2 separate regions of the Mus musculus genome follow, and region 2 is linked to region 1. A link is a loop called in an ENCODE intact Hi-C map of the cell type or tissue named here. Cell type or tissue: left cerebral cortex. All regions are shown on one strand.

Region 1 (5,000 bases):
GCAGGGAATCTTTTTTTTTTAAAGATTTATTATTTATTATATGTAAGTATACTGTAGTTGTCTTCAGACACTCCAGAAGAGGGAGTCAGATCTCGTAACGGATGGTTGTGAGCCACCATGTGGTTGCTGGGATTTGAACTCTGGACCTTTGAAAGAGCAGTCGGGTGCTCTTACCTGCTGAGCCATCTCACCAGCCCAAAGCAGGGAATCTTAGATGTGTACTTTTATTAGTTTTGAGCCGGGTCTCACTTTAGTACCGAGGTTCACCTTGAACTTGATTTGATTCTTCCTCTACCCTCAGCTCCTCAAATACCTAAGAATCATAGACATCTTCCACCCTTCTCAGGTCTCATTAATTCAAAATATTGATTATTCTCTTTATGGAGGATGAATTTCAGGAGCAGGGAGTGAAAAGGAAACCTGGAGCTGTGGTGGTGGCATCTGGTTATTCAGGGGCAAAGAAATGGAATAATCTCTGTATAAGATCCTGAAGTTCTAACATAGCCAGTAAGAGTCAGAACTTGAAGGAGAAACGAAAGAACTTGTTGCAGGTAGAATCAGAAGACCCCAAAGATCCTGGCTTTTCTATATGGTCTTCTTTTTTTAGAGAGCAATACTCAGAGATCAAGACAAGAGTCTGGTGAAGGGGCTGGGAGTGGTTTGAGTGGTTACAGTTGCTTCAACCCCTTGTTCTTCTTAGACTGGGGCACGAGGAGCACGAGATCACCGCTGCCTTCACCAGGTTTGATCAGGATGGGGACCACATACTGGATGAGGAGGAGCAGGAACAGATGCGGCAGGGACTGGAAGAGGAGAGGGTGAGCAGGACCGTTTGGTGGGCAAGAAGTATATACACATCCCTTACTTGTCCTCCCTCCCCACCACATCTAAGCCAAATCCAAGCTGAATGTCCTCCCACAAATGAGTGAGAAAGAACTCTCTAGAATAATGGTTCTCAAACTGCTACGCATTAAATATCCAGGAGAGCCTTTAGACACCCCCACTCTCTGTCCCCATGTCCTAGATCAATCACATCAGAATGCCCTGCGTGGTAGGGCTAATTATAACATTAGAACGTTCTAAAATTTCCTAGATGATTCCAGCATACAGCCAACGTTCAGAACCATTGCTTTTGCAAGATTGTAATCCTTGATGAGGGCTGGTGAGATGGCTCAGTGGTTAAGAGCACCGACTGCTCTTCCGAAGGTCCTGAGTTCAAATCCCAGCAACCACATGGTGGCTCGCAACCATCTGTAACAAGATCTGACGCCCTCTTCTGGAGTGTCTTAAGACAGCTACAGTGTACTCACATATAATAAAATAAATAAGTCTTTAAAAAATAATCCTTGATGATCCTCCATGAGAAATTGTTTTCTTGGAATTTCGAAATTGACTACTGTGCCTGCTCCATCCTTATTAAGTGGAGGTCAGAAAATTCAAGGGCAGTATCACTAGACATAGGGAGGACGAACAGAGACCAGAAGGCTAAGACTGGGATTGTAATTCACAGTAGAGGCTGGATCAAAAGAAGGTGACTGTCCAGACTCAGCATCTTCCCGCTAACATCCGATTTCCTGAGCAGGTGACCCTCAATGCTGAGATTGAGAACCTAGGCCGGTCTGTTGGACACAGCCCCCCAGGCGAATTGGGCGCGGAGGCTGCCAGAGGACAAAGCTGGGTTTCTGGAGAAGAATTCGACATGTATGTGGAGGCCAGGGCCTAGGGATGGCTGGCTGTGGCATCTTTTGAGACTCTCTCCACAATTCCCAATTCCCTTTGCTGGTCCAGTGGGAGTTTCTGGTCCCCTGCGACCCTCCCTCCTCCCTGTAAGCTTGAGCCTTGCCTTCCTCCCTCCCATCTAGACAAACACCACAGTACTGTCTCTAATACAATACTCCTGTGCACACCCAGACACCATTTCAGCTTCCTTGGTCTCTCTCAAATCCTACTCAGGCTCACAAGGAGAGTTCTGCAGCTGCAGTGTGTTCTGGAAGGAGTTGTGTCCCAGATTGATGCTGTAGGCTCAAAGCTGAAGATGCTGGAGAGGAAAGGGGAGCTGGCTCCCTCCCCAGGAATGGTGAGTGCCCTCCAGTTGGGTCCGCTGAGTTCTTTACTGCTGGAATCCATCTTATTTTCTAGACAGTTAGGAGTGAGGGGCATTCTAGAAAGACGAGGGAAGTAATACTCACAGTGGTCACTTCTCTGTGGAGGTGGGTGGAGGACAGGTCCAGAAGTTGCTGTCAGCCTATAGATTACCTTGACCTTTTAGGAGGGTCTTTGAGTTGTTATAACCAACTATGAAACTATGAAAGAATAGACTGCTTATAAACTACCGAAGTATATTTTTCAGTTTGGGAGACTGGGAGGCCCAAGATCAAGTGACTAGCAGATTTAGGATCTAGTGAAAGTCAACTTCTTGCTTCATGGACTATTCAACTTAAGTGTTCTCATGTGGTGGGAGGAAAGAGGGACACTAATTCCCCTTATAAGGACTCCACACTCCCGATCTCACCCCCCCAAAGGCCTCACTTCCTAGTACTGTCACATTGGGGATTTGGATGTCAGCAAAAAACTTTGGGGAGACCCAAACATCAGTCTATAGCAATCTAGGTTCTTTGTTAATAAGTTGCAGAGAAAAATAAACTCTCCTTCAAATGAGCTATTCCTTTTTCTTCCAACAGGGGGAACCAGCTGTTTGGGAGAACCTGTATAATCCGTCCTAGGTGTCACTCCAGCTCCCTGGGAGTTCAGGGTGGACAGGAGGATGGAAAAGGGGTCCTAAAGCAACAGACAGCAAATTCTTCTCTCTATGCCTCCCCCACAAGCCTCATCTCCATCTCCATCCTCATCCTTTCTAGGGCAGCATGTTTCATGATGGCTGCTATGAAGTTCCCCCTGTATCTGGCCTTTTCAGCCGATGTTTTTGTGTGTAGCTGGGCAGCATGCTTAGACTTGTCCCTTGGTGTTTCTTTATGGAGTTGCACAGCTCTGTGAAGTAGCATTTCCTACCAGGCCCCTCTCTTCCTGGGCACTTACTTCTGCCAGAGTTGATTGACATCAACAACAAACAAGAAAAAGGAGCAGATGGGAATGACTCTCCGGAAGACCTCAGACAACCACGATTAGTTAACAGGTAGAAGTCCAAAGAGTGGGCGATGGATGTCTTCCTACGTTCCAGTAACTCTTACCCTTTGTGTGCATCACGATATCTGCCACTGGCAGGCATGGTTGTGTGTAGGAGGCCTTCCCTTTCTTTCCTCATGGGGTTTCCCTGTAAAAGAGAAAAGGAAGCTGTAGTGGAAAGAAGATTTTTGTGTGGTGAGATTCCAACAGAGGAGTTAAGAGTGACCCCCTCCAAAGGTGAAGTCAGTGAATTCTGGAGGAGCCTGCCTTCTGGTTCTTATGTTCCAGCGACTAGCTGGAACTGAGGGGACTTCAAACCTGGAATCAAACAAAACCTGAAGGAATCAAGCCAGAAAGGCTATCAGGATTCATTGATCTTTTGGACTAATATGTGGTGGTCTCTGGCTCTCTTCGTCATAGGACAATGTGAGGTTCCAAGGTGATTAGCAATAAAATTCTTTAGAAAACCACGTCTTTGCATTTCCTTCTGGGGCTATTGAGAGAAGAGAGAAGGATAAGAGTGTAAGACATTGTTGTACACTCTCTGGAATGTACTGGGGGCCATGTCAATCTCAGGGAGGTTGCTTCTCCCAGCAATCTTGAAATAAGAAGCCTTGGTTCATAGGAATGTTTGAAACGGCGGGTACTTTGATTATCCTATAGAAAGGAGTGGAGAGAAGGAGAATCAGTCTAGGGAGAATCAGTCTTCAGAGAGGAGATTAGAGGATAACCAAGACTAAGTTAAACTTAGTCAAAAACTCTACACTTAAGATTTTGGATGCTCAGGAGCCTGCATCCTGAAAACCCTTACACACCTCTTTCCCCCTCTCCAGTGACTCTCATTCCCTCACACTGAGCCTTCTATTCATCCCTGTCACCCCCACCTGTTCTCACCACCCCCCTCCCCCAAGCATTCCGTAAACCCGCTAGACGCGTGCAACAACTAAGTATAATCAAGATAACCTATGTGTCAGTGACGTCGGAAGTTTCCTTCAAGAGAGGTCCTTTCAACTAAACATTAGGGGCTAGCTTGCACTTCAAGAGATGTGAGTCAGAGAGTTGATACTAGTCCAAGGCCTATGGGAAAGGTAAGGGAGATTCCATCAAGAATCAAGGCCAAAGCCGGGCGGTGGTGGCACATGCCTTTAATCCCTGATTTCTGAGTTTGAGGCCAGCCTGGTCTACAAAGTGAGTTCCAAGACAGCCAGGGCTACACAGAAAAATCCTGTCTCGAAAAACCAAAAAAAAAAAAAAAGAAGATTCAAGGCCGAAATCTTGTGGGAGACACCCTGTAAAAGCGAATCCCTGAACAATTCTTTGATGAACAAAACATGTCAGGGTGCTGGTGTCTGGGGAGGAGGCCACCTCTCTCCAATAACTTTAGCTGACATGTTATGATGGGTCCACAACCCAAGACAGGCCGTGGCTGGCACAAGTGACCGTTCTAGAGTGTGGCTGCAGGGACGAACGCATTGCCAACCAGGTACTGTGATCTCAGTAACGGGCTAATTCGCAATAGCCTTAGCTTCAGTTTCAGCTTCATGCTTGGACTTTGATAAAAGGTCCTTATTTGAGGTGTGACTTGGGCAAGCCGATCAAAGCAAGGAAGCTGTGAGCAAGCGGCGGGGCGGGGCACCCGCGGGGCGCACGCGCAGATGCCCTTAGAACCGGAAGCAGCCTTGGGTCGGGCATGGCGGCGGCTGCGGAGGGCGTCCCGGCGACGCGACGGGAGGAGCAGCCACCTCGAGGTACTACCCTGTGTGGATGGAGATGCGGCGGCTGATGGTGGGGAGGCTAGGTCCGGATGCAGGAGCCGGTGGACCTGTCTACCGCAGTCAGGGCACTGAGACGAAAGCCTAGCTCCTGAGCATGGGAAC
Region 2 (5,000 bases), 150 kb before region 1:
TGTTAGATGTATGGAAACGCCACAGCTATCCTCAATTTGTGGGCACGACCATCATCTTAAAGATGGAAGAACAGGAATTAAAAAGACCCTGGGGGTGCAGCTCACGGGACGCTCGAAACCATGAGCGACTGCCCTACGGATTCCAAACATGCCTCACTCGAGGGTCCCTTGCTCTGCATGTCCTGCTAACTGTTGTTTTTTTTAATTTGAGACAAGGTCTCACTATCTAGCCCTGGCTGGCTTTGAACTCAGAGATCCACCTGCCTCTGCCTCTCCAGTCCTGCAATTTAAGATGCAAGCCACCACACCTGGCCCCGGGTCCTTGTCATTAAAGGAAAAGAAAATCCTTATTAAAGACCACTTTTCCTACAAATTGTTTTTCACTTTACTAGTATATATATATATATATATTTTTTAAATCTTCAGCCTAAACTACACTGAGATACTGATGTGTTACTGTATTTTAGTGTCACGAAGTTCCTCAGTTGCCACCTACTAAGAATTAGGAGAGGAGGCGCGCTATGTTGAAAGGCTGCGGTAGCTCTGCCAGACGGAGCTGAGCCTGTTCATAAGAGATCCCCCTCTCCCACGGCTTTGATGAATCATAGCCTGCGTGTTGAACTTGGCCCCTTAAGATTTACCTCTTTTATAGGCTCCCTGCCAAATAAAAACTATTTTCTTTTTCATTCCATCTGGCAAAGCCTGGGCTAAAAATAACAGGAGAAATCTCTCAAGATTTTTCTTGTATTTCTAACTCAGAGCAGCTTAAGAAGAGTTGGGGGTGGGGCACGAACCTTTACTGTAGACCCTTGAGAAGTTGGTGTACTCTGGAAGGTGAACACTGACCTATAGCTGAGCGGCGGCTGGCTTGGGAGAAGCAATGAGAAACGAGGTCATCAGGGACAAAGCAAAGAAAAAGACAACGGGAAAAGAAACTAGAAGGGAAGATGAGCTTAGCATAGAAGGAAGAGCTGTCGACTTCCGATTTTTGTCCGTTTTACAATACTGTACCAGAATGGGTTAACGTCAGTCATCATTTTAGCATCTGGGTGGCAATACTCAGTAGTTAATTAACAGAACAGTAAGCCTCTGCCAAGCTGGCTTCTGGAACAGGAACTGCAAGACCCCACACTCAGCCGCTCTTGCAGCTTCCGTCTCCAGTTCTCTTAATCCTGGCCAAGACAGCAGCCCTGGACACTCTCTTCCGGTCGTAAGCCAGGCCCAGGAGAGCCATGCAATCGATGAAGAACGTGGTGAAGTTGATGTGCCAGCGGTACTCACTGGCAGAGTAGTCGTAGGGGAAGGCGTGGTGGTAGTTGTGGAAGCCCTCGCCTGCAAATAGAAGCAAGGAGAACAGAGAGGGGGCTCAGTGCTTCCTCCTCTGCCCACGCCTCTTACCCAGTGGGCTCCTCAGACTTAGGGGAATCAGGGCTGCAGGTGAGTGAATGGCTAAACCCAGTTTCATTTACTCGGAACAGACAGACACCACCAAAGGCATTGCAGTTCCATTTATACTCTGGGACCTACACATCTTGTCTAAGTGACTCCATCTCTAAGAGGATCTCAGTGCTGCAGAGTTTAGGTAATTTATTTCAAACATAAAGAGAACATGAGCAGTTTTTAAATGTACTTTTAGTATTTGTATGAGTTTCTGCATACGCACAATGAGTGCCACAGCGTGCAGGAGTCGGTTTTCTCCTTCCACGAGGTGGGTCTCAGGGATCAAACTCAGGCTGCTCAGGTTTGGCAGGTAAGTGCTTTTACCTGCTGACCCTTCATGACAACCCAGGAAAAATACTTTTAATAATATCCAAAGTTGGAGCTGGAGAGATGGCTCAGTGGTTAAGAGCACTGACTGCTGTTCCAGAGGTCCTGAGTTCAATTCCCAGCAACCACATGGTGGCTCACAATGGGATCTGATGCCCTCTACTGGTGTGTCTGAAGACAGTTACAGTGTACTTATAAGTTAAATATATAATTATATATATATATATATATATGTGTGTGTGTGTATATATATATATATATATATCCATCAAAATATATAGATGTGTGTGTGTGTGTGTGTGTGTGTATAGATATATAGATATATCTAGCTCCATCCAAACTGGCTAAATTGAGTGTTGTACCAAGATATACAAGCACCAATCTGAACAGTGTCGTTGGCTGACCAACAGCTCTTATCAGTAAGAAAAAGAAACCACAGGTCTGCATAGGGAAAACTAACTTGAAAGAACAGGAAAATGTGGGCGGCACAGGTGGCAGAGGCATGCGTGCATGCATCCTGACAACTGGGATTGGATTTATAGCTTGGACCCAACAATTACGATCAACTGATCTGGTAGGACTCCCAGATCAACCCTGTGCGAAGGGGAGCTCCAGCACAAAACAGGAGAAATCAGAAAAACAGAGGATAGGTGGGCAGAGGGTGGCAGGGTGACGAGGAACATGTGCCAACGTGCACCTACAGGTGTCACTAATGGATAAGCCACGCCCAAGCACTCTAGAGATAAAAATGCTATCCAGGAACATACTTGAAATGAATTGTAACTCTAGCTTTTATACAGCATGGCTAAATCAACACATGAAGCTTACACTCATGGAGACGACTCTGCTTTTCTATTAATGATCCCTGCCCTGAGCTGTCAGAGGTAATCAGGAAACGGAAGAACTAACTCAAAAGGTCCCATCACAGGCACATTTTCACCCTTTCCAAAGAAGTTATGGCCTCTCAAAAGAATTCCCTAATAAATTACCATCCCCCATCCCCCCCCCCCAAGTCTCACAGTGGGAAATATCAAAAATCGCATCATCATCATTCCTCTGGCTCCCGGCCAAGAATCTCTAAGAAGCCAGTCACCAGATGTGGTCCTGCTGTGGGGACTTACCCACAGCTCCCATGGAAACCAAGATGTTCTCCCGAGAGCTAATGTTCTTGTCGTAGGGGCGATATCCGTAGAGGTGGGCGGCACTGTTCACCAGCCAGGTGGCGTTGAGCACCACGGCGTATCGCAAGAAGGTGCTAACGCACAGGCTGTTTACAAAAGTCTCGCCCCAGCAGTACCAGGGCACCAGCGTGGGCAGGACGAAGCACATCAGCAGGAGGCCGGGCTTGTAGTACCTACAATGAGATGACATATTTTAGGCTTCATGGAGAGAGAACTCTCACACTCCTTGCAGGCAGGGCTGATTTCTCCCCTGTCCCATGAGTAAAGACCAGAAGGAACCAGCCCAAAACCTGTGGTAGAAGATTTGAGAGCAAGTGCTGTTAGCTCTCTGTTTAGATGGGGGGAGATGGATGCAGTAGATGACCCTGTTATCCCTATTGCTTTCTGGGCTGCCTTTGTCTGTCTGTCTGTCTGTCTGTCTCTCTCTCTCTCTCTCTCTCACATTATTTTATATGTGAGTATACTGTTGCTATCAGACCCCATTACAGATGATTGTGAGCCATCGGGTGGTTGCTGGGAATTGAACTCAGAACCTCTGGAAGAGCAGTCAGTGCTCTTCACAGCGGGGCCATCATCTTTCCAGCCCCTGCCTTTGTTTCCTCTCATGACCACCAGAATCGTCACTTAGCATGTGGTGGCATGCCTCCACTTCCTGCTACCAGTGTTCCTAGATCTGTTCCCCAACCCCCAAACTGTAAGCCTCTGACACAGACAACAGCACTATCCCTCGGGTACACAAGACCACAGATCCTTCCAAGGGAACTGACTCGCCGCGTCCTTCAATAGCCACCATTTTCCTCTCACACCCTAGGAAGTCCCCTGCTTGTAACTCCTTGTTTCTCTGCTTAAGTCTTTCCTACCACCTAACTTGTGCCCTTCCCAAGAGTGGGCAACACTCCTGCCTCACGCTGCTGGAGAAGCCTTTAGTGATTCGGCTGCTAACTTAACTACTTAAGTCTGTGTGGAGGAGTCTGTAGGAAGGGAGTTGGCGATACGTCTTCATCATCGCTCTTTTTCTCTCTCACACCTGGGATTTCAAGCAGAGGCTGCACCCCTGAACACCCACCCTTCAGCTCACTGCCGGCAAGGCCTCTCCCTGGAACCTGGAACCCTCCATGTCTCTGTGTGCTGTGGCTTCAATGCCACTTTCTCCTAAGCCTGCCCCCTGCTCTTTGCAGCTGTCCAGTCTAGACAGATCCTGACTTGCATGGTGACTCTCAGGCTCCTTGACTTATCACCCCCTTATAGGAGGCCACTTAGTCCTGCAAGATAAGCTCTCGATTGCACTCAGGGCCGTCCTGCACCGCTTAGGACAATGAGCAAGGTTTTTGGGTTTTTTTTTGCAGTTAACTGGTGCCTATTATAAGATAACACGCACGGAGGAAAATAGGTTTCTCTCTGTGCCCTACAGGATGTTAAAAATACGTTTTAAAAATGATCTGAACATGTGGACACAGTAAGTCATGGCTTTTACTTTATAATTCCTAATAAAAAATGCAGACAGTGTAAACTGTACATTCCCGGGGGGGGGGGGGCACAGCCTCAGCTTCAACCCCCACACCCTACTCACCTCCTCTGGAACATCACCAGCTTCTCGGCTTTCAGGTCAGACATGTCCAGTTTTCCGCCCTTCTCTTTGACAGCCGGGTGTTTGCGCACAAGCAGCCAACCCACGTGAGAGAAAAAGAAGCCACGGCGGGAATTGTGAGGGTCGGCGTGTGTTTCTGAGAACTTGTGGTGGGCGCGGTGATCTCGGGCCCATTCATACACGTCATTCTGGAAGCACAGGAAAGAGGAACCCAGTATTGAGAAGAGAGGCCCTCCAAGGAGCCTGCAAGGACCTAGATGTCTGCAAGGGCCTGGGACTCTCAGCCCAACTCACAAAATCCTCAGGACTCTGGCTCAAGAATACGCACAGGGTGGAAGGTGAGGGGCTATCCTGTGCTTCATCCTTGCCTTAGGGGCACATATAGAAAAAGCAATTTAAAGTCCCAGAGCAGAGGAACAGCACGGTCACCTCCTGAGGTTATACGAAAGCAAGCGTGGGTAAGT

What was found. Hi-C counts contacts between places; a loop is a spot of excess contacts. Peaks named below come from ENCODE experiments on the same cell type or tissue, not always from the same donor. Only the 100,000 strongest peaks of a DNase experiment are listed, where the experiment ranks them.
Region 2: it touches region 1 in a loop (2.5-fold over the local background); 3 of 42 quality-filtered maps call a loop at or near these places.

What each region holds. Positions count from the first base shown.
Region 1 is chr19:44,146,230-44,151,229 of GRCm38, reverse strand. Bloc1s2 (biogenesis of lysosomal organelles complex-1, subunit 2) reads left to right here and starts at 4,784. Exons shown (of 5, transcript NM_028607.1): 1 at 4,784-4,871. The coding sequence starts at 4,814. Pkd2l1 (polycystic kidney disease 2-like 1) reads left to right here. Exons shown (of 15, transcript NM_181422.3): 12 at 701-818; 13 at 1,583-1,701; 14 at 1,954-2,077; 15 at 2,682-3,593. The coding sequence ends at 2,723. In left cerebral cortex, a CTCF peak has its summit at 2,675 (motif pointing right); a DNase peak (open chromatin) is centred at 4,786; H3K4me3 peaks cover 611 bases; H3K27ac peaks cover 600 bases.
Region 2 is chr19:44,299,333-44,304,332 of GRCm38, reverse strand. It overlaps Scd2 (stearoyl-Coenzyme A desaturase 2), which reads right to left. Exons shown (of 6, transcript NM_009128.2): 4 at 4,519-4,724; 5 at 2,889-3,121; 6 at 1-1,332. The coding sequence ends at 1,133. Mir5114 (microRNA 5114) reads right to left here and starts at 1,162; the gene lies at 1,102-1,162. In left cerebral cortex, a CTCF peak has its summit at 1,913 (motif pointing left); DNase peaks (open chromatin) are centred at 2,334, 3,027, 3,858, 4,937 and 3 more places; H3K4me3 peaks cover 1,249 bases; H3K27ac peaks cover 4,046 bases.